2 separate regions of the Homo sapiens genome follow, and region 2 is linked to region 1. Evidence: read pairs that join two places in POLR2A ChIA-PET (ENCODE). Cell type or tissue: IMR-90. All regions are shown on one strand. Each heading gives the region's core, and the rest is flanking DNA. Links, peaks and the distances in the headings are about the cores only. Region 1 overlaps ANXA2 (annexin A2). Region 2 overlaps RORA (RAR related orphan receptor A).

Region 1 (14,433 bases), core at 4,597-12,596:
CACTGCTGGTGTGGAGGGCTTGGGTTCCATCAGCCGGCTGTTGAGAAGAAGGAGGGGAACACAGATAAGTTTCCTCATCTGGGAAGGTGGCTTAAGGATGCCTATTCTTACCACCACCCAGAGTTATTGGAGATTTCAAAAAACACAGTCATTAGGTAATAAATGTGTAAAGTACACAAAAAACAAAGTGCTGTGCAAATGCAAAGTGTCATTTTTGTAGTAAGATTGCCGTTTTAAAGCTGTGGGTGTTCTGAGTGCGTGTGTAAAAGAGCAGTGGCCTCATGGGTGCACGCTGGGCCATTACCAAGAACCTTAAGTTGTTGGTGTGCAAAGGCCTGGGCCCCAGACTGTACTGATGGATTCTGTTCACACGTGTGTGCTACTGTGCCTGTCTGGAACTTGGTGACTTGGAATGCAGAATGCACTTTCCCACTGAAACAGTGTTGCAGAAGGTGCTGACGTTCCCAGGCTAGCCCTGAAAGACCTTTTTAACATGCACTGCCTGATTATGGGATTGGTGGTGGGGAGGTGGAGGGTAGTGAGGGGCAATGTGTGTGTAGGAAGACTAAATCACTGAAATATTTTTCTGGAACTTTTTTTAGCTTTAAGGTTGACACTGAGTAAATTATTTTAATTGGAAAATTATGTCTTTGCCCCTGTTCCACTTTCTTTTTTCCACCTTCCACCTCCTTAGAGACGCTCTTCTGGCTCTTCCGTGACGCATTACAACAGCCATCCAGGCCGGTCCAGTTACGCTGCATTCCTTCCTCCTTCCCATTTCGGCGGACCTGCATCCAGCTAGAGACTAGCAGATTGAATCGATATTCATTAAGTTAGGAATGGTTGGTGGTCCTAAGAGCCTCAGCAACCGAGAGGAGTCTTGTTATTTAAAAAACAACGATACTGGGCGTGGTCGTGGGCCTGTAGTCCCAGCTGCTCAAGCTAGTGGATCTCTTGAGTCCAAGGCCAATGTGAGCAACATAGCAAGACCCAGTCTCAAAAAATAAATACATAATAATAATAAAAAACCCTCGTTCACCTAAACAGATCTATAATTTATAGAATGTAAAGCAGCAATATTCAGGCAATATTAAGGAAGATTTTTGGTAAGACTGGGGCAGCAGAGGTGCCCTTGATGGGCAAGGGCCAGGAGTGTTAACACAGTCCTGCTTAGTAATTTCTTCCCTTCTTCCAAGTCTGTCGATTATCTAAAGGTCAAGGGTTTGTCCAAAAATGTCCCTTGCATCTGCAGTGGAAGGATGTGACATGTATGTGCATTTTTACAATTGGAGGTTTGTGATTTGGAGACCGTTTAGATTTTGTAATTTCCCGCAGTGCCAACTAGACTGCCTGTGGTAAATGCCCAGGAAATATTGCTGACTCACTGACTTTGATTAGGAGCTCAGTCTTGCACTGGAGTCTCAATATTTAGCATCTTGTGTCTTTGAGCTATTAAACTATGGTATTGATTGACATTAGGCTCGCAGTCATGGCCGTTAGTTTCCTGGCTAATTTCTGATTTAAGTAGTTTTCCTGGCAAAGTAGATGTGCTTCTATAATTGCTATTGATTTTGAGGGCTGTAGGCTCTTCCTACACCACTGGGCCTAGAATCTGGCACTAATGCATTGTCTGGAGCCTTTGTTCTCACCCTTCGCTTGTGCAGAGCCTGGAGCCTGCGGAGACATTTTTCATTAAAGGAGAGCGGGATTGTCACAAAAGGAGTCTCAGGCTCTAGTGGGCTGCTTTAAACAACCATTTATTCCACAAAATATTAATTACCTACTGTGTTCCACTCATAGTTATGAGCACTAGGGATACAGCAGTGAACAAAACAGACCCCCGCCAAAAATAAAATCCCTGCTCTTTAGACCTTAAATCTGGCGGAGAGAGAAGGAAAAGAGACAAAATAAGTGAATTGTTGGATTTTAAACTTTATATTTTCCCAAATTAATACTAGTTTCTAAACTTGGTGGGAGTTCATTTCCCCTTTAATCCAGCTGTTCCACAGACCTAAACTTCACATTTTACCTACCTCGGGGAAGTTTTGCTTAAAATTATGGTGTCTTAAGCTGCCTTCCAGATTCAATTGTGAGAATTAAATAGAAATGGAATGTTCCTCTTTTTTTTCACATGAGAATCCTCTTCACTTGCCCTGGTGCCACACCCTATTCTAGTTGTAGGCCACACCAGAGGAAATTCCAGTCCTTCAAAAAAATTCTTTCCACCCATTCACTGCCTGGTATCTTTTTTCTTCTGCTGTTGCCAGAGGCAGTCCTCATCTACTTTCTCCAGGGACAGGTCAGCAGTAGGGGTCAGGAGATGCCCATATTTGTCCTTCTGGGTGGTTCTACCAGATGACTTCCAAATCTCCCTTCTAGGGTACACCCTGAAGCTGTTTTTTTTTTTCTTTTTTTTTTCTTTTGAGATGGAGCCTGGCTCTGTCACCCAGCCTGGAGTGTAGTCGCACGATCTCTCCTCACTGTAGCCTCCGCCTCCCAGGTTCAAGTGATTCTCCAGCCTCACCCTCCCGAGTAGCTGGGATTACAGGTGCCTACCACCATGCCGGGCTAATCTTTGTATTTTTAGTAGAGACAGGGTTTCATCATGTTGGCCAGGCTGGTCTGGAACTGTTGAGCTCAAGTGATCCGCCTGTCTCGGCTTCCCAAACTGCTGGGATTACAGGCGTGAGCCACTATGCCTGGCCCACCCTGAAGCTTTTAATCCAGCTGAGCTCAACTGGACAGGTCGGTAGCACCCAAGTGGCCTGAGTTTTACCCCAGGTGTGGTGTAGAAATTTCTTATTCTAGGGAGTGACTGTGTTATGGAGCCCTTTGTCCATGTCCTTTGTCTCCCTGCCACACCCAGGCTATACACTCACAGCTCAGAGGAAATCAGAGTCCTAAGGCCACTCGTACATCCTGCCTCTTTGCTGCCTTCTTGCTAGGAGTTGTAGGTTACGTTCCCATGTGGTCCTATGGACAGAGCTAGGGTCCAAGTATCCCTGACAGCACAGAGGTGGGGGGCATGGCTATATGTTGATAAGAGGCTGCCCTGAAGCGACCTGCTGGGCTTTGCTAAGATTTGCAGAAGTTGGTGATTTAAGCCTCCAACTCTGAATGCACGGAACTGGAACTGCATTCGAAATGTCCAGTCTGAGGGAGAGAGAAAATTGAGGAAGGAGAGTGTGTTGGAAAAGAAGAAAAAAAGACTTTCTAATATAGAAAGACCCAGTGTGTGTAAACCATCCCAAGATGAAATTGAATGCCTATCGTGTGCCAGGCACTGTGCTCAGACCTATGAGGAAACAGGAGGGAGTTAAGTTGGAAACCCTGTGGGCGGATAATACGGAAGACAGACTTTACACATGTAACTCTAATGTTGCACAGACACACAAAAAGCTGCAGAAGCACAGGGCAAGGAGGGGTGTGTGAGAAAGGCGGCATTTATGATTTCCTGTATCCTAAAGACTCATTCAGATGTCAGCTAATTAAGATTGAGGTTCCTGGTGGAGGGAACTTAGAAAGTGCTGAGCGTGTTTGGAGAAGAGTTAACAGTCCAGTTAACTCTTCTGTGCAGGATGCGTGTATGCATGTGTGTGTGTATAGAAGATATTTAAGGAAAGGTAGGTAAGTCCACAGTGTGGAAGGTCTTGAATGCTGACATTAGACTTTTTTCTGTAGGCGGCCAGGCCCTGTTGAAAATACAATATGTGGGCCATAAAACACTGAAATTGAGTTGCAGACTTGAAGGCCTGGATTTCCCAACCCTGAAAGTGCTTCATGCCAAGTGACATCATTCTTCCTGCCGGTCTCTTTCCACCCACTCCAACCCCAGATCAGGATACCAGCAGAGAGAGGCTGTGAGAGCATGAAGCTGCAACAAGTCAGTAGGGAGCAAACAAATATTGATTCAGATCAGGCCACAGAAGAGACAAGCTGGAGCAAGTGCTGTGTGTCCCTCCTGCTCAGTTTGATCGAGGTCACTGGGCCGAATTCCAGGAATTCTGGGGAATGAGTTGGCCCTGTGACTCAGTCATTAATCAAGACCATAAAACCAAGGAGAAGAATATCTGCTTTCAAAAAGGTTCTGATAAATAAAGATGCAGTAGGTGGGTGGAGGATGGAGTACAGTGGGAACCCCTCTCCTCACCCAGTACATTTTTTTTTTTTTTTTTTTTTAGTTTAAAATTCCAGTGTGGCCTGTAGACTGTGTGTCCAGGACTGTGTACAGTAAGAGCTTTGATGGAGAACCCAACTCTCCACACTCCCACCTCTACCCATTTTTGCTTTAAAATCTTCATTTGAATCACCAGTCCCTGATTGATTCACCATGGTTGCTAAGAATCTGTTTTGCGGTAACGCATCAACACTCCACGTTTAAACTGTGAAGTGGGTGTGTCCACAAAACTTCTGGATTAGACTCAGATTTGCCTGTGCAGACCAGCCCTGTTGCAGTATGTTTTTGTTTGTTCAGATTAACATTTGGGCTTTTTGGAACTGGTTCTTAATTTAGTTCAGTAGAATGTGTTTTTACTATTTGAAGTGTTGACTTTTAAGTTTTCTTTTGTTTGTTTGTTTTAACCTTTTTGTAAACTTTTACTCTTCTTTTTGGGAGTAAAGTTAAAACTGCTTCACTTGTCCTTTTTTTGTTTGTAACTGCACTTTCGTAGTGAAGCAATAGAATACAATAAAATCTATAGAGTTTTTTTTTTTTTAATAAGGACAAACCCTTAAATTATTAGGTTGGTACAAAAGTTAATTGTGGTTTTTGCCATTAAAAGTAATGGCAGTTATTTTTGCACCAACCTAAATAATATAGTCCTTATGTTAAATGTAAATGACTTGTTTCTCAATAACTGCACTGATTTCATTAATGATCAGCCTTGCACTGTGAGCTTTTTTAGCCAGGCATTCACAGTCTCATTTATCAGCCTTTTCAAGGCAGAAGAAACTGTTCTTTTCATTAGGGTGGGGCCAAGTGACCTGTTTTCCTACCCAAGTAGTGAATGATTTTAAACCAGTTTGAGGTGGGTATGGCTCTTATCAGTGAGTCTCCCTGTACCTCTAGTTTATTTCCTTAAACAGAAAAACGTTCTCTGATAAAGGGTCATTTTAATGATGTTGTCTAGTGACCCTGCCCTCCCTGGGAATGGAAGGCACGGCACTGATGTGTATGTAGATGTACTCATCAACAGATTGAATTTGCTGATTTTTTTTTTTTTTTCTTGTTGGAGAGTTGAAACCAGTCGGCAAGCTGGGTGAGGTTGAAGTGTTGGAAAGAGTGGTGCAAACTGCCATTTTCATGTTCTTTAGAGAAGTCTGCCAGAAAAGGAGTAGTGGTTCTGTTTTTAATGGATTTATGAGTTTTATACGGTGATGAGGAGTGAGTAGAGGTGAAATTGTCTCATACAGCATGTAGGCTTTATTTTTTATTTTCATTCAAAACAGTAAGTACACTGAAGTCAGAGTAGTTGTTTTCAGTAAGAAAATTCTGCCTCCAGAGCAAATGTTTTGGTGAATAGATAAATATGAGTACTGAGTCCCAATCATTTTGGCTCATAGGTTCCCCAGTATTTCCATAGGCAAGCTTAACTTTGCACCATTCAGAGACTTATATTTTAGGTTCCCCACAGGGCACCCCACTGGACGTGGCTCATTTTCCAGCCTGTAGTCTTGTTCTTCTGCCACCCTGGGGCATTATTCCTCTTCCCCTCTCCCCAGGCCTTCCCCCTTGCTTCTTGGCTGGAACCTCCCATGGTGATTCACCCTTCTCAGCCTAGGCAGACAGCACCTCCCTGTTAAGCCCTTAACTAATCCCGCTCTGATGGCTGTGATCTTTCTCTCTGTGTCTTAATCACTTGGAATAAAGAACCATTGTGGTGAGGTTGAAAGGGCATTGGCCCAGGAGTCTGGGGATCTGGGTTTTGGCCCTGCCTCAGCTACTTAATTCACTGGGTGACCCTGGACTAGACTCTCAGTGTGTCACAGAGGCACGAAGGGAAGAGAGCTCAAAGGTCCTGCAGGGTGGAAGTCTGCATTTCACAGTTTTATAAGTGTCTTTTGTATCCTTTAATATAGTGCAGGCTCAGCGTATGCTTGGTATGGGTTCGTTGATTAATTCCTTGCGTATTACCAGTGTTTGTAACCTACAGTAGCACTGCCAAGACTTCCTTTTCCTGCTTTCAAGGATAGCAGCACACTGACACATTCTCATTAGTCAAATATGCTATATTAAACTAATGTTTTAACAAACAGTGAATCGCAAAGCCAACTGTTCCTTCCAGCGAATAATAGATCATATGCAAAATGACTTTGCATTGCTAGGGGATTTGATGGAGTGAAGAAGCAAGCACTGTATTTTATTTCTTTTTATTTTGTTTTGTTTTTTGGACATAACCTCAAGATTTTATTGTCCTCATAATAAAACAAAAGATGATGCTTAGAACTGGATCACTTGGCCCTTTCTTTTGTTATCTCCTCCCAGTTGAAAATGTTTGCATGTCTTAACAGCCAGCATTTTCTTAGATCTGCAGATGGGGTCAGCACACTCAAGCCTCAGCACAACCTCCTTTGTAATTTTACCCGTTTTCCAGAAAATTGCCTTAGTCTACCCACCATAGTCACTCTGCTTCTTGTCATAACGCCGCTTTCCCTGGGCATACAGGGAGTCCTGGTATTGTGCCGTTTTGTGGGGTTGGTGCTTGCCACACTTCTTACAGAAAGCCCAGTGGGTTTTAGGAATGTTCACCATGTTTTCCGGAATGCTATCGGCATGGGAGGAAAGTGGCCATATTTTATTTCTAGGGTGAAAATGTTTGCCATTAAACTCACATGAAGTAGGAAATATTTATATGGATACAAAAGGCACCTGCATGGGATAATGTCAAATTTCATAGATACTGCTTTGTGGTAAGTGTGACTTTGTGGTTATTGTGATGTTTGTGTTTTGTTTTTTTTTTCTGCAAAATGGTTATACATAGTATAAATGTTATGCAAAATAGCAACTCATTGTTTTCAAGTTGATTTAGCACCTGCATTATGTAAAGATAATCTGAAATCTGTAGGGGGACTGGGACTATGTAGGGAAGATGAGGTCAACCATATACTTTCTACTGCTTTGAATTGTACCTATGCATTCACCATTTGAATACTTGGCACGTGTAGGGCACTTAAAACATTCTGCCGAATGGATGAATGAAGTGGTATCAAAAAGTGCCCTGGCAGTGAAAGGCAAGATAGAGTTCTGTAGAGTAGGGGTCGTGGTGACCCTGTTGGAGCAGATACTGAAGTAGTGGTGAGTGCGGAGAGGCAAGTCACATTTTGGCCCTAGTCAACTGTAGCTGAGGAGTAAACAGAGGGAACTGTTTACTGTTTACAGGATTCTGATGCTCATCTTTGAAGGCTGGGCTCTGCTGGAGGACTGATTTTGAATGATGTCAAATGATTTTGACAAGATTAAATGGGGAGATTTAGTTGGTGGTGGCATGCAGGACTGATTTGATGAAAGAGCAGCACAGTTATGAATGGTGAAACCGAAAGGAAGATTTGTGGGGCTTTTAACAGTCTCCTCAAGGTGTTGTGGCTGTGGGAGAAGAATTAACATGAATGGAGAGTGTAAAGAAGCCTATCAGATTGTCTTTGATCTGCACAGTACTGGGGAGTCCCATGTGGGACACGGGTAGGCAGCAGTCTACAAAGCTCAGAGCTGGAAAGACAACTTGAAAGAACAACACAATGAAAAGTTACCGTGCCTCTAGTTGAGATTTTCTAAACATCGGAACCAATGTGAGGTGTCTGATTTCATAAACAAGTGGAATTTAATCTATACTCTCTAAGTGGAAACAACTCTGTTTGCAACTCTGACTTGCTAGTTCCCTGGTTTTGCTTTTGTTTTACGTTTGGCATTTTTTATTTCTTGCCTGTTTATGGTAGAGACTAGAATTCTGCACAGCAGATGACAACAGTTTATCCCCTGCTGCAGACCTGGTCCAGTTCTGACTGAGTCCAGGGGTGATAGTTAAGGCCAGGGCTTGGGTGGTTTGATGTCCATCCTAGGAGTTTCACCTCTGCTTCGGTAATTCTCGGGCTGAGGGATACTGATGAGACCCTCTAGAATGTTTCTTGGTCCATGTTGAAGTTAGAGATTTCTTGCTCTGTCAAGAAGACTGTCAGCCTGGGCAAGGTAACGCGACATTATCTCTACTGGAAAAAAAAAAGCCAGGTGTAGTGGCACACGCCTGTAGTCCCAGCTACTTGGGAGGCTGAGGCAGGAGGATCTCTTGAGTCCTGGAGATCAAGGCTGCAGTGAGCTATGATTGCACCACTGCACTCCAGCCTGGGTAACAGAGAGAGAAACCCTGTCTCAGACAAAAAAAAAAAAAAAAAAGGTCTAGGTGTGGTGGCTAACCCCTGTAATCTCAGTGCTTTGGTAGGCTAAGGCGGAGGGATTGCTTGAGCCCAGGAATTCAAGACCAGCCTGGGCAACACAGTGGGACCTTGTCTCTACTGAAACATTAAAAAAAAAAGGAAAAAAAATGGAAAAAGGAAAAAGGAAATTAAATGGAAATAAGATATATTCAACATATCATAGTTGTAATTGTAATATATGATCAATATATAAATTATTGGGCTGGACACAGTGGTTTATGCCCGTAATCTCAGTGCTTGGATCACTTGAGGCTAGGAGTTCGAGACCAGCCTGGGCAACATAGCAAGACCCTGCCTTTACCAAGAAAGAAATTATAAATGAGAAATTTTATATAATTTTTTCATACTATGTCTTCAAAATTCAGAATGTCCTTTACACTTATAGCACATCTCAGTTTGAACTGACCACATTTCAGATGCTTTGTAGCCACATGAGGCTGGTGGCTACTGTATTGGACGGTTCTGCTACAGAGCAAGACTATTCTAAATTGTCTTTTTTTTTTTTTGAGACGGAGTTTTGCTCTTGTTGCCCAGGCTGGAGTGCAGTGGTGTGATCTTGGCTCACTGCTACCTCTGCCTTCTGGTTTCAAGCTATTCTCCTGTCTCAGCCTCCCGAGTAGTTGGGATTACAGGCGCCCGCCCCCACGCCCAGCTAATTTTTGTATTTTTAGTAGAGATGGGGTTTCACCATGTTGGCCAGGCTGGTCTCTATCTCCTGACCTCGTGATCTGCCTGCCTCGGCCTCCCACAGTGCTGGGATTACAGGTGTGAGCCACCGCACCCGGCCGATTGTCTTCATTTTTAGGAAAGTTTTAGGTTCATGGCAAAGTTGAATAGAAAATACAAAGAATGCCCATGTTCCCCTGTTCCCACATACGCATAGCTTCCACTGTCAACATCCCGTATCAGGGTGGTACATTTGTTAGAACTGATGAACCTACATTGACACATCGTTACCACTCAAAGTCCATCGTTTACATTAGCATTCACTGTTGGTGTTGTACATAGATGCATCCACCATTACAATATCAGATAGAATCATTTCATTGCCTTAATAATCCCCTCCCCTGAATCCCTGATCTTTTTGCTGTCCCCATAATTTTGCCTTTTCCAGAATGGTATGAAGTTGGAACTATACACTGTATTACCTTTTCAGTTGGCTTCTTTCACTCAGCAATGTGCAATTTAGGTTCCTCTGTGTCTTTTCATGGCTTGATGGCTCATTTCTTTTCAGTGCTGAATAATATTCCATGTCTGAATGTACCACAGTTTATTTCTAGAGCAATACTTTTTACAAACCAGAATTATACCCCAACGGTGGGACAAATTGGGGTGGGGAGGCTGTCTGAGAGTTGTGAGTGTGGGGGAAGTGGAAGGTCTTTGACTGACTTTTCGCTGTGCATAAAAAGCTTCTGTGAGCATCAAGAAGAGAGTAGTGGTCTGGGGGAGAGCCCAGGATGAGAATCTTGCAAAAATACATCCTTCACCACAACTAAAGGCGAATCCTCTCCTCTTACATTTCCCCACTTTCTTCCCACACCAGGCCTGGGATCTGCTTAGTCCAAAATGTTCCTATAAGTTAGCAAATATCTATGTCACATACTCTCGCCAAACCAGTTTTATGAAAATATTTAGACTAAACAAAGTGAAGAGAATAGAAAGCTGTATTTGCATGTGTGCAGTTTCCTTGATCAAAGAATATTAAGCAAAAAGAGACCAAAGCAGGAGTCACTGCAATTTAAATGTCGTTCCTGTCTATTTCAGGACGCAGCTCTACTCTGTTTTCTTTATTCTTGGGGTGATTATGTTGATGACCTGTCTTGTCTCTGTTGAGATAAATTTACCACCAATTGAGCACTCCTTATTGGCAGGGATTGGGTGTATCAATTCCGAGAACTGTATGATTGCAAAGGTGGAAAGCCAATTCATCAGGCTATTGTTTTGCTGCCCCATTAAGTATATTAACTGGAAGATGACTTCATTTCAACCATTTCAAATCTTAAATACAACAGATTCAGTCCTTTATGGAATGAGTTAAGGTCAGAAAATCTGTCCATCGTCTTTCTCATAAATACTTTAATATCTTCCAAGTATCATTGGACTAAGAAAGTAATTATGGGTAATAATAAAGATTCCAATTAAGAATTAGGGCAACATGAAAATGCTACTAATTTCGATTCACATCGTAGCTTTCAGGTCCTTCTCAATATGTTTAATTACTTGTGAGAAATACAGAAGTAGTGGCTGGTTCGGCAAGCCCATCACCTTTTATGAGAAGTAGAAGACTCAGTTTTATCCTGTCTGAACAGGTTGCATTAGCCATGGGGAACATTTTGTTTTTGCATTCACACATCAGTCTCCCCAGGTTCTGTTTACACAGAGGAAGAGAAAGACTGGCTAGTTTAGTAGTCCATCCCAACCCAAGGCAGACCATCTCTGAGGTTTAGTTTTTACAGTCGTAAGATGGGAATTGCATCTGTTTGCAAAAACTACTCCAATATCGTCAGATGAAATGGTCCAAGGAGTAGAAATTAGCATAATGAATCGCTGTGCTTCAGAGTAAAGGAGAGCCTCTTCATAAAGACTTTTTGTTGTACTTTTTTTCCAGCTTCCTTCAAAATGTCTACTGTTCACGAAATCCTGTGCAAGCTCAGCTTGGAGGGTGATGTAAGTATATCACTTTCACTTTATATAATTTTTGCAAGTTGGACATCTCTCTGGATAACCATATTACTCTCTATCCTTGTACATCTAAGGAAGATGGGGACAATTCAGACAGTCATCATTTGGTTCTCCTCTTTCTTAATACTTCAGCTGTTCCTAGTAGTTCAATTTGAAGGAAATATCATGGCACTGGAAACTTTTCTTGGCCTCACATTAAAATTGGACAGAATTAGTGACACTGGAATGGCTGGAATTTTATTCTGCCATACTTAGCATGTCATTGGTAATAACTGTTATGATGGTACATGACTTTTAATGTCATGTCCTGGGATTTTATTACTGGTTGGCATAAGCCACAGCCATATCAAAACTAATTCTGCATCTTTTGGATTTCTTACAGTGTCCAGGAAGTTATTCCAGATGAAGACTTATACTTTTATTTTATTTATTAATTTATTCATTTTTTGAGATGGAGTCTCACTCTGTTGCCAGGCTGGAGTGCAGTGGCGTGATCTCGGCTCACTGCAACCTCCACCTCCTGGGTTCAAGCAATTCTCCTGCCTCAGCCTCCCCAGTAGCTGGGACTACAGGTGTGCACCACTACACCCAGCTAATTTTTGTATTTTTAGTTGAGACTGGGTTTCACCATGTTGGCCAGGATGGTTTTGATCTCTTGACTTCGTGATCTGCCTGCCTTGGCCTCCCAAAGTGCTGGGATTACAGGTGGGAGCCACCATGCCTGGCTCGAGGACCTATACTTTAAAAAATTTCACACCTGGAAAATATTTTCTCTAAAAAAGCTAGGATATTTCTTTTAAAAAACCAAGAATATAATGAAATTATTGTAATTCATCTGTTTCCTTTTTTTCTGTGGCTATTAGGGAATTTAGAACTAAACTGAATTTTCTTTCATAGGAAATATGTGAACCTAGAAATTCTGTTGCATTTGTTTCTTTTTTTTACAAATAAAAAATTTAAGCTATATGTGAAGTTAAAATTATTTCAAATACTTTTAGAATCAAGTGGAATATAAATTATGAATATGTAAAATAGCTAATGGTACTATACATCTTCCAGGTCATCCTGGCAGAAATGGCTTTTACGCAGACTCAGCACTGATACTGGTTTGTAGCCATATCCGACAGATCTTTCAAAATATTCTTTGATTGAAATTAAAATGCAATGAATCACTCAACAGAGGGTTGACAGTGACTTGGGTCACATGGTGCAAGACCCTCTGTATTGTTCATGGTACTTGCCATCAAAATGTTCAAATTAATGGAGCCTGTGAAAGCACAGGTTGTATGGAGTATAAAGCCTATAGAGTTTTTTTAAAATCTTTTTTCTTCTTGAAACGTGTGCATGCTGTTTTTGGGAACAATACAAACTGCATGTTGAAGTCAGACAAATTCAGGTGCTAAATAATTTGTTTCTCTAATGGACTTAGATTGTATTTGCTATCAGGTTTTATAAGAGGGCTTTTTGTGTAGCCTCTGAAGTTACTCTAGTATATTTCTTATGTGTGGAGAGGTGGGGCAGAAATAGAAAATGTCACATGTTCCCCATTATTTTAAGGAAAGAAAAGATAACTTTGTCTCACTAATTTCATTTCAGACAAGTGGATTTTATAGGTAATAGGTTCAATTCTCGATTTAATTTCATTTCCAGAGACACTATAAAATGACACAAAACTTTTCCCCCTCACTGTTGTTTTTGGAACAAGACGACATATCTCCTGGTAAATGCAGTCATACATGATATGGCTCAATGCCTGGACTGCCTGCCTTGTAAATAACCGATGGCACTCTTAATAAATGGGAAAATGTTTTTCCTTAGATTTCATCCACATTTTATAGCTACCATAGCAAACACACTGAGTATTTCAAAATAGCACTTTGCCTTTTTCCTGAATGTGTGCTCCATGTCATCAAGTTCATCTTACTGGAAAGTTTAAGTGGTGAAATTAGATGGAACATACTTTGATAATGCATTGCATGTCAGGTTATAAATATGAACTGGATTTAATATTTGGCCAAGATAGTCCTCACAAGTGCGTTTGGAAACATTTGTCAAATGCTGAACTTAGATTTCTGGCCTCTCCTGGGAGTCATCTAGATATAGGAAGGCATCTTAGATGCTCACCTATACAGTCTCAGTGCTAATAAAATGGAATGGCGTGGGTGCTGGGTGGTTTATAATGTGATGCCTGTGGGTGGAGAAGTAACTCACGGATCTTGGCCTTTTCACTCTTCACAGAAACTGCGCCAAGGCCAAGTCATCACATTATACGGGCATTATGTGCTGGGGGGGTTGGGGTGGGTTGCAGGATGGGAGCCTTGATGATGAGGATGGGCAGTGATGCTGCCTCCACCAGCCATCAGCCAACCACAACCACAATGTACATCCTCTTTGTCTGCCCTTAGCTTTGGGACTGGGTAGCAGGGAGAGGGAAAACTATAAGAGCATTTCAAAGAAGGAGGGAAGTTAATACCTTGAAAGGAGAACTGACGTAGAAGCACTCCATTGTCCTTACCTCAATCTGGAATGGGAGATTCCCATCTGTCAGATCAGGAAGGATAATGAGCTTTGAAAAGCACTGAAAGGCTGGGCGTGAGCCACCACGCCTGTAATCCCAGCACTTTGGGAGGCCAAGATGGGAGGATCACTAGAGCCCAGGAGTTCAAGAGCAGCCTGGGCAACACGGCGAAATCCTGTCTCTACAAAAAATATGAAAAAATTAGCCCGGTGTGGTGGCAGGTGCCTGTAATCCCAGATACTCAGGAGGCTGATGTGGGAGGATCATCTGAGCCCAGGAGGTTGAGGCTGCACTGAGCCATGATCACACCATTGCATTCCAGCATGGGCAACAGAGTGAGACCCTACCTAAGAAAAGAAAGAAAAGAAAAGAAAAGCATTGGGAAAGGAAGAGGGTATGGTTTAGAAGGCAATAAGAAATCTTAGGAAGAGTGGAGGGTGGTAGGCACAAGGGATGGTATTAATAAAGGCAGAGGGAAGGATACAGAGGAGAGGGGGGGAAACACAAGGAGGATGTGGGCCGTCTGGCCAGACCACCTTGGTGCCACAGTGGTGACCAAAGTAAAGAGGTGGGAGAAGCTGCTTCCCTCATTTATCTGAATTGTAAGCTCAGCAACACTGGCCCAGTAGAAATTCATGTACCTGTAGCAGAAACTTAGCTAAACACCCTTGTCCTTGAGGCATTTCCACATTTTCAGCTTATTTCGAATTGTTGCCAGCCCAGTTTAATGGTCTTCAGAGCCATCCTGAGTAAATGCTGGCTTCAGGTCTCCAGCTTTGCATTGTCTACTTTTGATCTCTCACTAA
Region 2 (17,383 bases), core at 5,190-13,189, 110 kb before region 1:
TATGAAAGTGAATTAAAACAAGGATGTCATAAAGCGCCTAGCTCATAGTAGGTGCACAATAAATTCAGTTGATTCTCCTTTTCTCCCTTCCCCCAAAGTAAAGTGGTGTTAAATTTCCCAAGGCAAAATAATTACTTAAAAGAAGATCCAGACCGGGCACGGTGGCTCATCCCTGTAATCCCAGCACTTTGGGAGGCCCAGGCAGACAACACTTGAGGTCCGGAGTTCAAGACCAGCCTGGCCAACATGGTGAAACTCTGTCTCTATTAAACATACAGAAATTAGCTGGGTGTGGTGGCAGGTGCCTCTAATCCCAGCTACTCAGGAGGCTGAGGCAGGACAATCACTTGAACCCAGGAGGCAGAGGTTGCAGTGAGCTGAGATTGTTCCACTGCACTCCAGCCTGGGTGACAGAGCGAGACTCCATCTCAAAAATAAAATAAAATAAAATAAGATCCCACTTTGCCACTCTTCGTGGCCCAGGGCTAAAGCAGTGGCATGCTTTGCTTTCATAACTCTGCAGCTTCTGCTACAAAAGCTAACATCTTCCTGGAGGATGTTAATGTGTTTCCCTCTTTAACAGCAGCGGGAGGTGATGTGGCAATTGTGTGCCATCAAAATTACAGAAGCTATACAGTATGTGGTGGAGTTTGCCAAACGCATTGATGGATTTATGGAACTGTGTCAAAATGATCAAATTGTGCTTCTAAAAGCAGGTATGTGCTTTGCAAGTGAATTTTGAGATCTCTTCCTAACCTGCTTTCACCCGCTTATTAAAGAAATGCTTGGTAAGGAAGGTGTCGGGAACAGTTTTTCTCCAATGATAATAGCTCAGGTTTTTCTTAGCAGAAATGGAGTTCTTTTCAAAGGTTTTAAGATATATTCAGGAAACATTCCCCCCACTTTTCTTCTCTTCTGGGTGAAAAGATTAATTTGAAGGTCACCTACATTCCCAAATTTTCCCATCACGTGTGTTTTGTTTCTACACTCCAAGTCCTCCGAGTTTATGATGTTAGGAAGAAGAAAGTAGAACTCAGAAAGATATACTTGTTTTTGATTCTTGGTTTTAGTACATATGAATAAATGCTTTCCTAGCAACTCTGAGACTCTGCATTGCGAGGTAGAAGAGTGCTAAGGAAGTAATTTATAAATCAACCCTCACTTCAGTTAAACAGGGCTTAGCTTCAGCACAACAGTCTTTTAATTACATAGAAAACTCTGCCCTTTTGGATAGACAGCTGATGTGACTGAGAACCCGCTAGCTAAACTGCACACGACACCCACCATGCTGTTGCAGAAGGAGTCTCTACATGAGCAGCTTAGAAACAAACTCACTAACATCAGATGACCCAAATGACCCAAACCATTTCTGCCTCTGCTTAGGTTCTCTAGAGGTGGTGTTTATCAGAATGTGCCGTGCCTTTGACTCTCAGAACAACACCGTGTACTTTGATGGGAAGTATGCCAGCCCCGACGTCTTCAAATCCTTAGGTAAGGGGATATCAAGGTGCCTTTTCTTCAAATCAGGGCTATAGGAAAAGATGCGGGTTGAGTGAAAGCTCTGCTTGGACAAAATGAAAACTTTATTTAGAAACAAAAATTAAGGGGTTTTATACCTATTTTACTTTCTAGTTAGTCACTGTAGAAAAGTCATATAGCTCAAAAGTTTTTTGTCTACATTACTTGTAAAGATGTAGAGTTTCATTTTATCTAGTTGGTAATCAAAGGGATTTATATGACGTGTCCTTCCAGTTCCCTTCCAGATTTTAAGAAACCAGATTTGCTGGTGATATATTATTCGGATGACCTTTAGGATGTGAGCTGATACATAAAATTAAGCAAAGGGCAAAAGCTTTGCCCTTCCATCCCCCTCAAACAGTAACCATTAATGAGACTGAAATGCAGATATCAAAGAAATAAAAGTTACAGTTAAGTGAAACCATGATATATAATTTATAATAAATAATTTGGGGCCAGGTGCGGTGACTCATGCCTGTAATAGCAGCACTTTGGGAGGCCAAGGCAGGCGGATCACCTGAGGTCAGGAGTTTGAGACCAGTCTGGCCAACATGGCAAAGCCCATCTCTACTAAAAATACAAAAATTAGCTGGGCATGGTGGCACACGCCTGTAGTCCCAGCTACTCAGGAGGCTGAGGCAGGAGAATCACTTGAAACCGGGAGGTGGAGGTTTAACTGAGCTGAGATCATGCCACTGCACCCCAGCCTGGGTGACAGATTGAGACTCTGTCTCAGAATAATTAATAATAAATTTTGGATTTCTATAATTTAAATAAAATGAACATAGTTATTAAGAAGAATGGATAAGTATCTAAAATGAGTGATTTTTTTAAAAGTTATATGACAGATGATATATATAATGAACTGTCATGTAGCACATTGTCATTTAAATATATACATTTATATGTAAAATATGCAAATCTGAAGGAATAGACACCAAACTTAACCAGTCTTTTGGAAAACGGATTATTATTCTAGGGGACTTTCACATTCTGTGTTTTCAGGTTGGTAAATAGTTATAATAGTTTTACCACCAGAATATGTCATTTGTTAACATTTTTAAGGATGTTTCAGATGAAATAGAGTTGAAAACAAAAATGAGTTAATTTAACATATCAGTTAGAATATGGCTATTAGACTCTATAGGTTAAAAGTGTAGGCTCTGAAATCAGTCAGCCTAGCTTTGCTTCTTCTTAGGCTGTACTTTCTACCTGTGTGACCTTAGGTGCATTACTTTCCTCTCCAAGTCTCAGTTTCCTTACCTCTAAAATTGGGATAATAATAATCCCTCCTTCATAGAGCTGTTTTAAAATAAGAAGAAACCCAAAGAAATACCTTAGAGCAATACTTGCCACAGTAGTCACACAACAAAAGTTCAATCTCATTATTTTCAATGAGGATGACAGTGGCAATGGTGATGTGATGGAAGTGGTGGTGATGACTAAACAGATTTTTCTTTTAAGATTTTAAACTATTATACTGTAGAAATGTTACTACTATTCCTTCTGATCTTCAACCACTAGATCTCTCTTCACCTTCCCCATGTTTTTCTCCTAAGACCTTCTATTGGACTTAGGAGAACCTTAGGAAAACCTAAGACCTAGGTTTTTCTCCTAAGACAATAATCAAAATTCTAAACTGTCTTTGTTTTCATTTTGGCAGGTTGTGAAGACTTTATTAGCTTTGTGTTTGAATTTGGAAAGAGTTTATGTTCTATGCACCTGACTGAAGATGAAATTGCATTATTTTCTGCATTTGTACTGATGTCAGCAGGTAAGACAACCAAATAAAAATAAAAATGGTTTTCGAATTGTCTAAGATAAAGAATTTTTACAAGGCCCATACGTTTAATAGCTATAAAATATTTGGGAGCTACTAAGAGAGGTCTCCACCCTTATTAAATTGGATTTTAAGTCTTCAAATAACACCCTCTCTTTTCCACCCATCCAACACAAACATATATTCTTTTGAGAAAACCTCATGCCTTTCAGACAAAATGTAAAGAAATGAGAATTGAACAAAATCCAGTCCAGAATTAACCTCCTGATACCAAGAGAAATGCTGTGGTGGAATAGGGTTGCCTGTCTTAACACCAGTCTCCAGGATAACAAGATTTTTAAGACATCCTATTTTTTTGTTAAAATCCATTTAGATGTCATCCACTAGATTATCTGAATTTAATCTGTGTTTTCAACCAGTAGTGCATGTTTGGGGATAATCACTTTTGCTAAGTTACTACCTTCTATTTGGAAGACTTAGACATAAAGACTTTATCCTAAATTAACAACCCTTAAGTCAGTTGGAATTCTATTGACAATTTTAGTTGACAAAGATTACAAGAAAACTTTCCTATTTTTCAAAAAAGCTAGCAGGATCGATAATGAATATTTCATTCCAAAGTATAATTATTAGAACGTCTCGAGGGGCCATGATGGTTTCATTTGCACTCATATGAGTATGGCCTCATATTTAATTGTTTATCCTTTGGAAGGGGAGGATCCTTCCTTTAAGTATTGGTAAAAATGGAAAGGTTTAACACCCTGTTTTATAACTTCCTTGGATCACTTTTCACTCCATTAGGAGAAATTTTGAAAGAGGAGTGAAACTGGCCTCTGAGTCTCTAAATATTCATTGTGATATAATTATCCGTATCAAAAGAATCCGGAGAAGAAGGATCCTGACACCATGTCAGAGGAATGCTAAAGAATATCATTTTTTTATGCTTAGATCGCTCATGGCTGCAAGAAAAGGTAAAAATTGAAAAACTGCAACAGAAAATTCAGCTAGCTCTTCAACACGTCCTACAGAAGAATCACCGAGAAGATGGAATACTAACAAAGGTGAGTGCCAAAGGCTTCTAGTTGGCATGGCCTGAACTATCCCCTGGCACAAATCATGCTGCCAATATGGTCATGTAAGTCATATGACCAATTCCCAAAAGTATCAGAAGGCAACAGGCTACTAAAAAGAAATAAATTTCCATTTCAAAAAAATTCTGTTGAGCCACAGCTCATTATTCAGTCTAAATTATACTTACTATCGTTGATTACAAAGTGTCCTGCAGCAATAAGGCAATGTAGGAAAAAAAGTTACATTCTAGAAATTCTCTTCCATCAAAGTTAGGCATAAAGCAGAGTTAATATTCTGCACTGACATAAACTGTAAAAATAATCTTTGAATTTATTAATTTTTTAGAGACAGGGTCTCACTCCGTCTCCCAGGCTGGAGTGAAGTGGCACAATCATAGCTCTATGCAACCCTGAACTTCTGGGCTCAAAAGATCCTCCTGTCTCAGCCTCCTGAGTAGCTAAGACTACAGGTATATGTGCTACCACACTTGGCTAATTTATTAATTATTTTTTGTAGAGATGGGTATCTTGCTATGTTGCCCAGGCTGGTCTCGAACTCCTGGCCTCAAGCAATCCTCCCTCCTCCACCTCCCATAGAGCTGAGATTATAGGAGTGAGCCACTGTGCCCAGCCTATAATCTTTGAATTTAGGAAGAAGTTATAAAGGACTAAAAGACTTAATCAGGATGACCATATATACTAATATTAGTTCTACTTCCATTAAATTCACTAGTCATCAACAGTAAATGACTTTTGCATTTTTGTCAATTTCCCATCACTACTCTGTATTCAAAGCATAAGGTTTCATTTTTACCAATCATTATCTTTCACAATAAATATGATTATAATGTCAATTTTTTAAATGTGCTAATATCCTTCAGTGCCATTGCTAGTAGTATGTATTTGGTCTTAGAACAATCAGCCCTGTTCTTTCTTATTTTATGTATTTTATTGTGTGAGATGATGTGAGAAGTTTTTGGTTTTGTTTTCTTGTTTATTTGTTTGCTTGTTTTTTTTTTTTTTCTCCTTTATAGCTATGTTAGACCAGAAAGGGGTAACTGGGGGTTAATTGCTGTTTTGCTTTTTGATTTTGCACCTGTTAAATGAGCAAACGGGCAGGAATGGGAAGTGGAAGGGAGGAGCCCTGTCAGGAGCTTCACTCTCCATCTCTTTGCCCAAATGCAAGAGTACCATTAGGATCTCTGATTATAAACAGCACTTAACATGTGGACAAGATCTGGTGAAAACATTTCCTAGAGAAGGTTATTCTGGGTTAAAATAATAAGCAGTTTGCCTTTGTGAGGTGCTTTGGAATCTAAAAGTAATTTTGCAAATTGTGTCATTACCCTCAGCTGGTAAATGGTCAATGCTAGGGCCTCCATCCAGGCCTTCTGACTCTATTATTTTGCTCAGACCCAGCATTGCTTTATTACAGGCAAAACTCCTTATCGAAAAGAAACGTGTAGTTATCGGAGTTGACTAGTGCCAGTTCTGGATAAAATGTGTAGAGGATGCCATCACTTCCAGTTGCAGTGCCTTCACTACCCACCCACCACTGCCCCTCACCCGCTTCTCCATCACTAGACATCTTTTTGCACAGTGGTAGAAGGCAGGATTCCAGGAAGTAGAGCAGAAGGCATCTTGGAGTAGAAGAAGTCAAGAGCCTTGGGTTCTGTATGAGTCTGCTGCTGACAAGCTGTGCCAACTTTTGCTTATGAACATCTTTTCTAGTTATTGAATTATTCATCTTGAAAATCATATTTAATGTATACTTGGCATTCTATGACATGACTATATCATCATTTATTTATTTATTTTTTTTAAGAGACAGAGTCTTGCTCTGTCACCCAAGCTGGAGTGCAGTGGCACGATCACGGCTCACTGAAACTTCCACCTCCCGGGTTCTAGCAATTCTCCTGCCTCAGCCTCCCGAGTAGCTGGGATTACAGGCGCACGCTGCCATGCCTAGCTAATTTTTTTTTTTTAGGTAGAGACAGGGTTTCACCGTGTTTCCCAGGCTGGTCTTGAACTCCTGAGCTCAGGCAATCCAACCGCCTCGGCCTCCCAAAGTGCTAGAATTACAGGCATGAGCCACCGCGCCCAGCCATCATTTATTTTTACCAATCCTCTGCTACTGGATGTTTAAGTTGCTTTAAGTGTGTTTCACCATTATAAACAATGTCATAAAGATCATTCAGGTTCCCTGATCTTTGATGCTTATGCCTGTTCTTGCCTGACGGTGTGTCCTTTCTTTCACTTACAGTTAATATGCAAGGTGTCTACCTTAAGAGCCTTATGTGGACGACATACAGAAAAGCTAATGGCATTTAAAGCAATATACCCAGACATTGTGCGACTTCATTTTCCTCCATTATACAAGGAGTTGTTCACTTCAGAATTTGAGCCAGCAATGCAAATTGATGGGTAAATGTTATCACCTAAGCACTTCTAGAATGTCTGAAGTACAAACATGAAAAACAAACAAAAAAATTAACCGAGACACTTTATATGGCCCTGCACAGACCTGGAGCGCCACACACTGCACATCTTTTGGTGATCGGGGTCAGGCAAAGGAGGGGAAACAATGAAAACAAATAAAAGTTGAACTTGTTTTTCTCATGCATATGATTTCCATTATGCCTACAGATATGGACCCTTTTTCTGTCTTGACTTCTTGATCATTGACCTCTGTTTACAACAGGAGGAGGGTACTAAAGTCGGAGGATTTCCTTTTCTTGTAGCTCACTGCCCACAGACTTTCTACAGAGTCACCAATCTGTCAGTAACAACAGAGAGTCCAGCAATAATCGGTGACTGGTGTGCATAGCGGAGGTTGCGGCATTACTTTGCACAACTAGCTCTTTGTTTCATGAAGGAAGTTTTTATTTTTTCACCGATTATTGCCAGTCCGCAGGATGGCATGAAAAGGGTCCATAGCAGTAGCAACAATAGCATTATAATATATTACAGGGTAAATGGGCATGAAGACTATATATAGCTAAAAGAGATATTGTTTATATATTGTTTTAAGTAATATAAAATGTAGTTACTGGTGTAGCTTTTCCTGTTGAATTGATAAGGCACTTTCATTTTGCACCTTTTTCTTTAAATTAAATGCTAGCGTGTTCACTGTCGTGTCGCATGTGCACCAGAAACACAAGTTTAACTGAGAAGGCTTGGAAGGTACGTTGGGAGGTATTTATGCTGCTGTTTACAAAATTATTTTTAAGAGACTGGCTGGTCATATCTAGAAATCACCACGTTGGATTTTTTTTTTAACATGTGAATTTGGAATTAGAAACGGAACTCTCCCTAAATTATACTTTGCTTTTTGGTAAGTTTAATGATAGATGTGTTTATGCTTCATACAAAGTTGAATGATTGATTGGCGTGGTGGACATATACCATCATGCTCATTTTTTTTTTTTAAAGCTTTTTAAAATGCCACCTCATGGAGGCGAGGGGGAGGAGAAGCTCATTTTACACAATTCAGTAGTTAAATATGGACTCGGTCTCAACTTGGAATTCTTATGCTTTGAGAACAAATCAACAACCAGAATATTTATTGGAATCTAGCTTTTATTATAAGAAGGACCCAAAGATTATATCCTGAGCAAATGCACACTCCCCATGTGAGGACATGAAGTATTTACTTTGTGAATGTTTATGTTCTTGGTATAATCTAGGAACCCTATGAGTTTATCTCAGAGTGAACTAATTCTAGATTTGTTGTCAATAGATGCTATAATTCAAGAATGTTGCTCTCCATATTTGAAAAACGATGGATAGGAGGGTGAGGGAAGCATACAATGTTGAACCAGTTTCTCTTATTTAAATATTAAATACTTTAAGCCTTTAAAGTGAAGTTGATGCTAGCTGCAAACATTTACTCTTGTATTTATCTTCACTAGGAAACTGTGGACTGTAATTTATTTTATTAAATATTTAGAAGATTATTTGGCTTGTGTGTTCAGGTGAGAAATACTGAGTTGTTTTTGTTTAATTTCATGGTTTTTTTTTTTTTAATGATCCCTAGTGGGGGAAGGGGAAAGGAATAGTCTGATAAACAGATGTGCATATTTTAAAAACAAGTGACCTTTTGGGAATGTAGGCATTTAGACGATGATTTTAGTCGCACTAGGGGTGGGATTCAAACTACTGGTCAAAGACCATTTTGTACAGAAAAGGGAACATCTCCGATGGGTGTTAAGGTAGGAGTTTCCATGCAGCCCTTTATGTCTGAGAAATAGTCTCCTCTGCCATTGGGGTCCCTGCGGAATCTTCTACAGGAATTGCAGCTCTTCACGTCATGCTAGGTTACCAGCATGGGCTTCCCAGAGCACTTCACTCTGTTTCTAACTCCACTGACTTTTCTGACTTGTTTCTTGAGGGACTTGGAAAAGGGGAAGGTATTATTCACACAGATGTGTGTATGAAGCCTAAATAACATCCAACTTTTTTTCCAAAAACATAGTAAGAGTTTAACCATAAATAGAAGAGTAATATTCCTTTAAATTTCTTACAGGCATGTAAAATTTTATGTGTTTATAGAGAGATGCTAACTGTCAGCATATAGTATTTATATTGGGGCAAGAAGGGTTAAATCAAATCTTTAATTTAAGTAAGCATAGTTCCTTTAAAGATCAGTAGTATTTATACTCTGAAAAGAGTACCAAGCTTAGTTCAGTTATTTATTCATCCATTTTTTTTCTATTGTTTCTCCTCTGGGGGGAAATGGTGTTTTGTTTTTGTTTGAGTTTTGTGTTTTAGTTTTTTGGTTTTGGTTTTGTTTTGTTTTTTTGTCATTCAGATTCACTAAATTTGGGGATGGTTTTATTAAAGTATATTAACTTCTTTTTAACCAAAGCTTTCTGAATATGACCAGCCTCAGGTGCTAGCGCATTAAAGAGCAACTAAACCTAATTCCAGTGTCGATTTGTGAAATAATAAAAGCTAATTGAATTTCTCTAAGGGTGAGAGAGAACATAATGATGAACTTAAAAAGAAATTCCTTTTCCCAGAAGGGATTCTGCATGTACCTACAAACAATCATGCTCTAACCACAGTAATAGTCATGCCATGGTGACATTGCTTTTACGGTAAACCAAGATAGGTAATATGATGCTTCTTCCCAGGTGTTTCTGAAAGAAAAGCAGCGGTGGAGCTTAAGAGCCAAGTCCACTGATTGACATAATAGGATGGAATTGTAGACAGAGACATGCTCCATGAAACAAGGAAACAACTGACTACTATTTGGATCTAAGTTGGGATCTGATGTTAAACAATAAATTCAGTTTAAAAAAAATATGGAGCTCAGAAAAGGATGTGAAAAACTTTGCATTTTCCTTTCTTCATTATTACAAAAACACCTATGTGATGACATAAAATACTTGGGTGATATCAGAACAATTATCCTTAATAGTTTTTATAATTAAAGTTTCCTAAACTTCAGTCTCCAATAGTCTTTTAAGGATTGGAACCACATCACTGTCAGCCCCGCTGCTACAATGCCTTTGTACAATTTTTTTACATAAGGCAAATAAGGCTTTTGTACAAAGCCTGAATACCTTCTGTTCCAATGGTGTCCAAATGGTTATTATATTGTGAAAAACCTGGCCTTGGTCACAATGCAAACAAAAGTACAGATGAAAGTGCTTTTTGGACAGTTTGCAAATTGTGTTAAAGCTACGGATTTTTTTTAAAGTGTTCAGCATCTTAACGTGTATTAAAGCTATGGATTTTTTTTTAAAGTCTTCAGCATCCTAATTCACCCTTTCTAACTTAAGAAAAACATGACTTAAGACACTGCTTCTAAGTTTGGTTGTTCTTTATAGTGTGGATACCCAGTTATCTGTGAGCGTATGGGGGTGGGCTGAGGGTCAGGTGAGGAAGGAGTGTGTGTGTGTGTGTGTGTGTGTGTGTGTGTGTGTGTGATTTGCATGTGTATGATGTGTGTGCGTCGGACCGCTTCTAGGCTACTAAGTGTCAATGGAAAAGAAAATGTATTCAAAATACTTAAATCAAAACTAGAAGATGGGGAAAAAAAGATTTATTCTATACAAAGCCTTGTCTGGACCACTTTAGAGAGACTTCTATTTTTTTAACCCTTCTATAAATATTTGATGGCACTTGAAATATTCCTGCAATAAAATGTGATTTGTGTAAAGAAAAAAAGATTTTGTAATGTGAAACAAAGAAAGAAAGTAATGTAATTTTCTAAAAAAAAAAATACAAACAAACAAACTTTGTATTATTTTCTTGATGGAATTTGTCTATCTGTCTTTGGAAAACTTTTTATTTCATTGAATGTGCCATAGTAGAAATGTGTGTTTTTAGTTTTAGACTAAGGAATAGCTAGTTGTTGTGTTCCGACATTCCAAAATGCAAAACAACCTAGTAGTATCTTTCATGAAAAGGTTTAAGTAGTATGTAAGCTTCTCTCATTGTTGCTTTTTTGCACATGTTCTTCATTCCTCTCTAGTGCAATATGTACATAGAGCACTTGCGGGTGTACCTTGATCCCTCAGGGAAAAATACATATTTGTACAGTTTTTTGGGGTTTTTTTGTTTTTTGGTTTTTTTTGTTTTGCCTTTTGTTTTTGGCTAAGGAATGTCGATCGAATCACTTGTTATTGTTGAGGGGCAGCCAGATAATAATCCTAAAGCCACTGTTTCCAACATTGATTGTTTAAATCATATGTCCTTCCAATGCTATTATTTTAAGATAATAATAAAAAGTTATTTTCTGACAGTTCTTTGTGCTGACTGGTGAAAAACAAGGGTAAATAAGCACCTTATAATTGACTTACTGTGAATGACAATCCATCTTGGTATCAACGATAGAAGCCCTATCATTTTGGAGTTGGGGTTAAGAGTCAGAAACAATGTGCTCAGGGATCTCCTAAAACTCTTAAAACAGGGTGGCCAGTACTACTGGGACAAATTGTGTTTTTTATTATTAATAATAATGATAATAATACTATCCCTCCAAGGCACAAGTGAACTATATAGAACTGCGTGTGTGTAAACTCTTTACTCTCGTCTCATTTTGTTGAGTTTAGAACTTGATGTGCTCGTCAGTCTTGTGTTTCAAAACACTGAATAACTTCCAAAGCAAAGTTATGCCAGTGTGTTCAAAAGATAAATTAATAATGTACCAGCAAAGAGCATCATTCAAAGTATAGTCCTTGCATATTCCAGTTACCATTTCTCTAATAATTAAAATATTCATGATAAATATATATATAGCATCATATGTTAAAAACTATTTCAAATTCTACATATTAAGGATGAAAATTTTAAAATCCAGTAATAAGAGGAGAGACCTGCCTATCAGTACAGTGATATAGGTAAAAGATGAAATATGTTTTTAAAATACCAGCAATTAACTATTGTTTTCATGGGTTCTCCTCTAGAAGCAAACCAAAAATTCCTTCATGGAAAACAATTCTTACTTCTACATGTGTAGTTTATATCTGATGCATTACAAGAGCTAATGTTTAAAGACAAAACAAAACCTGCCTGTATGACAGCAGCAACTCGAGCCAACATTTAGTGTTACATGTTATATTTTTGAAATACCGTTTTGTTATCATATTCCACATATTACTTTCCATAAAGTCAGAGAAGTTCAATGTAATTGTTGGCTCTGATTCTTCCACCTTGGGATACACATTCACAAGAAGATTTATATATTTTCTTACTATGATAGAGGAACATAATCTGGGAAAACTTCCCATGTCTGTAAGATGAAAAGGATACCTTTACCATGTTGTTTTTGATAATAAAGAATATGGAAAATGGTAGAAATCTCTCCTCTCTATGTGTATTTGTATATGTGTGTATACACACACACGTTGACATTTTTACATAACATGTGATTGCCACTTCTTATAAAGTTATGATATAGAACCCCATGAAAACAACTTTATATTATAGATCAAATAATGTGCCCAGAAACGCAATTGCAACAGTAAATCTTGATCTATTGGTAAGAGTCTATGATACAGGTCTTCATTCTATCCCTAAACATAATGTTAGTAAAGAGGTTCCATCAGATTGTATTATAGAGACCTTCCTATTGCTATTTATTTTTAAGAGATGAGAAGACTGACTAGCAATGTCTCCACAGTGCAATTGGTTTCACTTCTGGGTCTGTCTGTCTGTTTGTGTAGGTGAGATCAGTGTTGTCAGGCTCTCAGAATAATTTTTAAAAGAATCCAGAAGCCTGACTTCACACCAAGTAGCCATCCTAGATGGGCGGGGGGGATCTCCATGTTCAACCAAACCCTCAGAACTTAGAGCAATAAATACATTCAGTCATTTATTTATAAATGAATGACAGAATATTCAATCCAAATAGAAACAACCTTTTGTCAGTGATGCAACATAACATGGAGTCTTATATTGAGAAAGTGAATATGAATATTTTAAATAGATGCCTAGGAAATCTGTGTTTGCTGTTTACATTTAATGTACTTTGCCACATTAGCAGTACCACACTTCTTTTACTTTCATCCTTCTAAGAACTAATGAAAGATAGCTTGCTATTAGCTTTGACATGTTGCACATGCCATTATGTTGTTCTCTAAGAACAACTAAATTCTCTCCAGTGTTCATGTGTGATTCCTTTTTCATCATTATTACTTTAATGTGGATGAATACTATTTCTAGGAACTTGATTATCACTGAACAGATTGCATATGTAAATGCAGATAATTCTTGAGCAATATAGTGAAAATGATTTCACAAAAAAAATCCATATGTACTGTATACATCTTCCTGAATCCAAAATTCTCCTGTTATCCACACAGTTTGAAATCTCATATTAAACAGTGGTAAATTTTTAAACATTAGGACATTAGCTGGCTGCTTCTATAAATGTACCTGTATTGTCTGCCTGCTCCTTTTGTGGAGATGTGTTTTTGTATTGGATGTTTGGGCCAATGGGAGGCTTCAAGCTACAACATATTTTCCCACTTTAAATAATATTTAACATATGACAAACCCCAGACAAGGCTTTTAATATGTATAAAGAACTGCAGTGTTAGGTGGTTTATTTGCAAACTGTTTTCAGTGTTGTCCATTTTTATGGCACCTTTAACAATATTCTTGTTTCCAAAGTACAAAAAAAATAGGTTAAATAATCTAGCCATAACTGAATGTCAAGCAATAAAACAAATGACTTTTGTGCATAGACTTAAAAAATACAAATTTTAGACATCTGCATGTAAATGCAATCTCTTGTTTACTGCTTTCTTCAACTTGAGCAATCGATTCCTTATTTACTATTAACTTAAGAACTTGTAACGGCCTGTAAACATTTTCTCTCTTACTCTTCTTTCAAATTTACCTGTCCCTGCTTTTGAGTCATAATATTTAATGTTGTTCTGCACATCTCTATACAGTTAACTTTTTGGCTTTCATTCTGTATAGATAAGAAAATGTTATATTATAAACAGCCTACTCAGTGCAAATATTTATCTGTTTATCAAATCCACAATATGCTGTATAATACCGGTTTTACTATATAATCTATTTTAGACATAGCTGTTTAGAACTAGAGTGTGCTATTTTTGTGTTTTTCTGATGTGTGGTGCTAGACAAGTTACTTTTGTGAACAACAAAAATTATCCCTTTTATTCCTAGACAATACCACCTTTGGGTCTTGTTAATTTCACTGAGTATAACTATATATTTGTATATATATACATATATATATATATCTACCTATGCCCAACTGGCAGCTGTATCAGAGTGCTGGATTTGGGACATGCTTTTCTCTTTAAATACATAATATCATTATATAAATTATTCTAGAGTGTATTTAATTAGGATAAAATTACTTCCTTAGTATGGATATTTGACATCTATAGGGTGAATTTGTTTATAAATATGGCTATATGGAAACTTATTAGCATTTACTTTATGTTTGCTACTTGGCTTTACAGCATATCTCCTAAGCTGAAAAATAATTTGCCAGGCCTTCAAGATCCTAAAGAAACTTGTTTAATGGAGTAATATACTTTTTTTTCTTATTAAGGAATTGTATTACTGGCACCTAACACAGTTGTATTCTTAGCTCCTATTATAGATAATGGGCATTTACATAAAATATCCTAGATGGCTTGATGGCAGAATAAACCTTTCCCCTCCTACCTGAGTCATGAGAAGGATGGAGACGTCCTCTGCCATAACATGGGCCATAAAGCAAATTCGACATGGGATGTTCTGTTTCAGTATGACCTCAACCAGTTCCATGAACTGAGTGAAGGACCTTCATTTTCAAAGTTATTTAATAAGTAGCTTAATTAAGCCTTTCTACCCATTCTCCCAAGATCTACTGGCATTATTGAAAAGCAAAGTTTATCAAATATCTAACTAAGGATGTAGTTAACCTTATTAAATATTGATTAGAATTGTTCTGTAATATTACTGAATTTGTAAGATCTTTAGCAAAGATTTTTGAGCAATTTATAAATGTAGAGCAAATGTTTCTGTTTACTGCACTTTTTGTAACTGAAGGTGATAAATTCTCAAGCCATGATTATTGGCTTCCATGCACTGCAATATTTATCCACAATTCTAGACATTTTCCATTTTTGTGGAAGAGTTGCTGTTACCTTAATTATAAATGCAATTGTGTGGTTAATGAGAGCTAATGCTAGTAGTTAACCTTTTAAAGTGGATTGGCTACAGTTGAGGGAGAAATCTCTTTTAATATAAATCACATCATTCCTTAACTGCCTCTCTTGGAAAGAGATTGAAACCTTTTTTTTAAAGCACGATTTAGCATCCTAAGCTTCCTGAGGGTAGAGATTGTATCTTTTTGCGTCTGCACAATGGCTAGCACATGTCAGCATTTGACAATTGTTAAATGATAACAAGTGTGCCCCAATTAAAACGTTTTTCCTGGGTTGTTTTGTTAAATTTACAAAGTAAGCCAAGCCTTACGGTTAACATTCTCCTCTACAACCAAGTATTAAAGCCACATTTAAAAAGACCACATGAAATGCTGATTCTAATTGTGTGTAGGTCTTGAGGATTAAGCACACAAATTTCACAAACTTCTGTTTGAGTAAACAAACTCAGCCTTCTGTAAATATACATGCAAGTTTGGAAACAGTAATACTGTACCTATAAATATATGCTGTCTGTTTTGTGTACAGTATGTAAAAACTCCTTTTCTGCCACACTAAAAATGCAAGCCATTTATGGGAATCCTAAAACTAGTATTGAACTAAAACTTTGCTAATGATCTTTATTAGAGGATCGTCCAACTTTTCACTTACCTTGGGTTTTCTTTTCAATTCACTCTTACACTAGTCTGCTTATTTCCAGCTGTTTATTTTATTGAGTCCTGAATTTAAAAAAAAAATATTTTGATTCATTTTGTAAATACAAGCTGTACAAAAAAGAGAGATTTAATGTTGTCTTTTAAATACTCCAATTTTCATTCTAATATGAATGTTGTTATATTGTACTTAGAAACTGTACCTTTAATATTACATTACCTTTATTAAAAGTGCATTGAACACATCAATTTTAGATGTGCTTTATGTACTGTTATCCTATAATAAAACTTCAGCTTCTAATGGAACACTTGCCTTGTTTTTCTTCTTTTTTCTTGGTTATTGAATTGGACTGTACATAGTTTCCTAGCTTACATCCTGTCTCTAGTGAAGGGTCTAGGAGAGAGTAGGTAAGTGTGGTCCAGACTAGCAGCACGGCATCTCCTGCGACTTTGTTGGAACTGGATAATCCCAGCACTACCCAGACCTACTAAATCAATCTGCCTTTTTATAGGATCCCAGGTGATCCGTATGCACATTAAAGTGTGAGAAGCACCGGTGTATACCACAGCACCTTTTTTTTTTTTTTTTGAGACGGAGTTTCGCTCTTGTTGCCCAGGCTGGAGCGCAATGGCGGGAGATCTCGGCTCACCGCAACCTCCCCCTCCCAGGTTCAAGCAATTCTCCTGCCTCAGCCTCCTGAGTAGCTGGGATTACAGACATGCACCACCACGCCCGGCTAATTTTGTATTTTTAGTAGAGACGGGGTTTCTCCATGTTGAGGCTGGTCTTGAACTCCTGACCTCAGGTGATCCGCCAGCCTCGGCCTCCCAAAGTGCTGGGATTACAGGTGTGAGCCACCGTGCCTGGCTTTTTTTTTTTTTTTTTTGGAGATGGAGTCTCGCCCTGTCGCCAGGCTGGAGTGCAGTGGTGCGATCTTGGTTCACTGCAACCCCTGCCTCCCAGGTCCAAGAGATTCTCCTGCCTCAGCCTCCCAAGTAGCTGGGAATACAGACACACACCACCACACCCGGCTAAGTTTTGTACTTTTAGTAGAGACGGGGTTTCACCATGTTGGTCAGACTGGTCTCAAACGCCTGACTTCATGATCCGCCCACCTCGTCTTTCCAAAAGTGCTGGGACTACAGGCATGAGCCACTGCGCCTGGCCAGTGTAGCACTTTTTAAAAAATTATTGGCCAGGCACTTTTTAAAAAATTATTGGCTGGGTGCAGTGGCTCACACCTGTAATCCCAGCACTTTGGGAGGCCAAGATGGGCAAATCACGAGGTCGGGAGTTCGAGACCAGCCTGACCAACATGGTGAAACCCTGTCTCTACTAACAATACAAAATTTAGCCAGGCTGGTGGCACGTGCCTGTAGTCCCAGCTACTCAGGAGGCTGAGACAGGAGAATCGCTTGGACCTGGGAGGCAGAGGTTGCAGTGAGCCAAGATCGCACCACTGCACTCCAGCCTGGCGACAGAGCAAGACTCTGCCTCAAAAAAAAAAAAAAAATTATTTGCTGCCATTTTGCAGGGAAAATAATGTTTAAAAGGATCAAGCAACCCTTTTGATCAGAGAAGGCAAAGAAAAAGGTATTAACTTGTGAGATAACACCCACTGATTGACAGTCACTCTTGGAAATGCAGAACTGAGAATTCTGAAGTTGCTTCCTGTCTCATAGGAAAAGGGTGCCATGACTGATTAGTCCTATCTTCCCTGA

What was found. Peaks named below come from ENCODE experiments on the same cell type or tissue, not always from the same donor. Only the 100,000 strongest peaks of a DNase experiment are listed, where the experiment ranks them.
Region 2: POLR2A ChIA-PET joins it to region 1 with 10 read pairs; 11 of 35 experiments call an interaction of 5 or more read pairs at or near these places.

What each region holds. Positions count from the first base shown.
Region 1 is chr15:60,382,689-60,397,121 of GRCh38, reverse strand. ANXA2 (annexin A2) reads left to right here. Exons shown (of 13, transcript NM_004039.3): 2 at 11,036-11,094. The coding sequence starts at 11,047. It also overlaps the pseudogene RPL36AP44. Among named protein-coding and RNA genes, the nearest start is that of ANXA2, 8.1 kb to the left of the region's middle. RefSeq lists enhancers at 1-3, 64-113, 1-198, 199-790, 5,531-6,122 and 1 more. In IMR-90, for the core only: a CTCF peak has its summit at 5,686; a DNase peak (open chromatin) is centred at 5,761; H3K4me3 peaks cover 203 bases; H3K27ac peaks cover 1,856 bases.
Region 2 is chr15:60,486,868-60,504,250 of GRCh38, reverse strand. RORA (RAR related orphan receptor A) reads left to right here. Exons shown (of 11, transcript NM_134261.3): 7 at 584-716; 8 at 1,384-1,491; 9 at 3,182-3,292; 10 at 4,247-4,359; 11 at 6,632-15,967. The coding sequence ends at 6,796. It overlaps RORA-AS1 (RORA antisense RNA 1), which reads right to left. Exons shown (of 6, transcript NR_120342.1): 2 at 15,660-15,727. Among named protein-coding and RNA genes, the nearest start is that of RORA-AS1, 16 kb to the right of the region's middle. In IMR-90, for the core only: no CTCF peak of the experiment used is centred there; no DNase peak of the experiment used is centred there.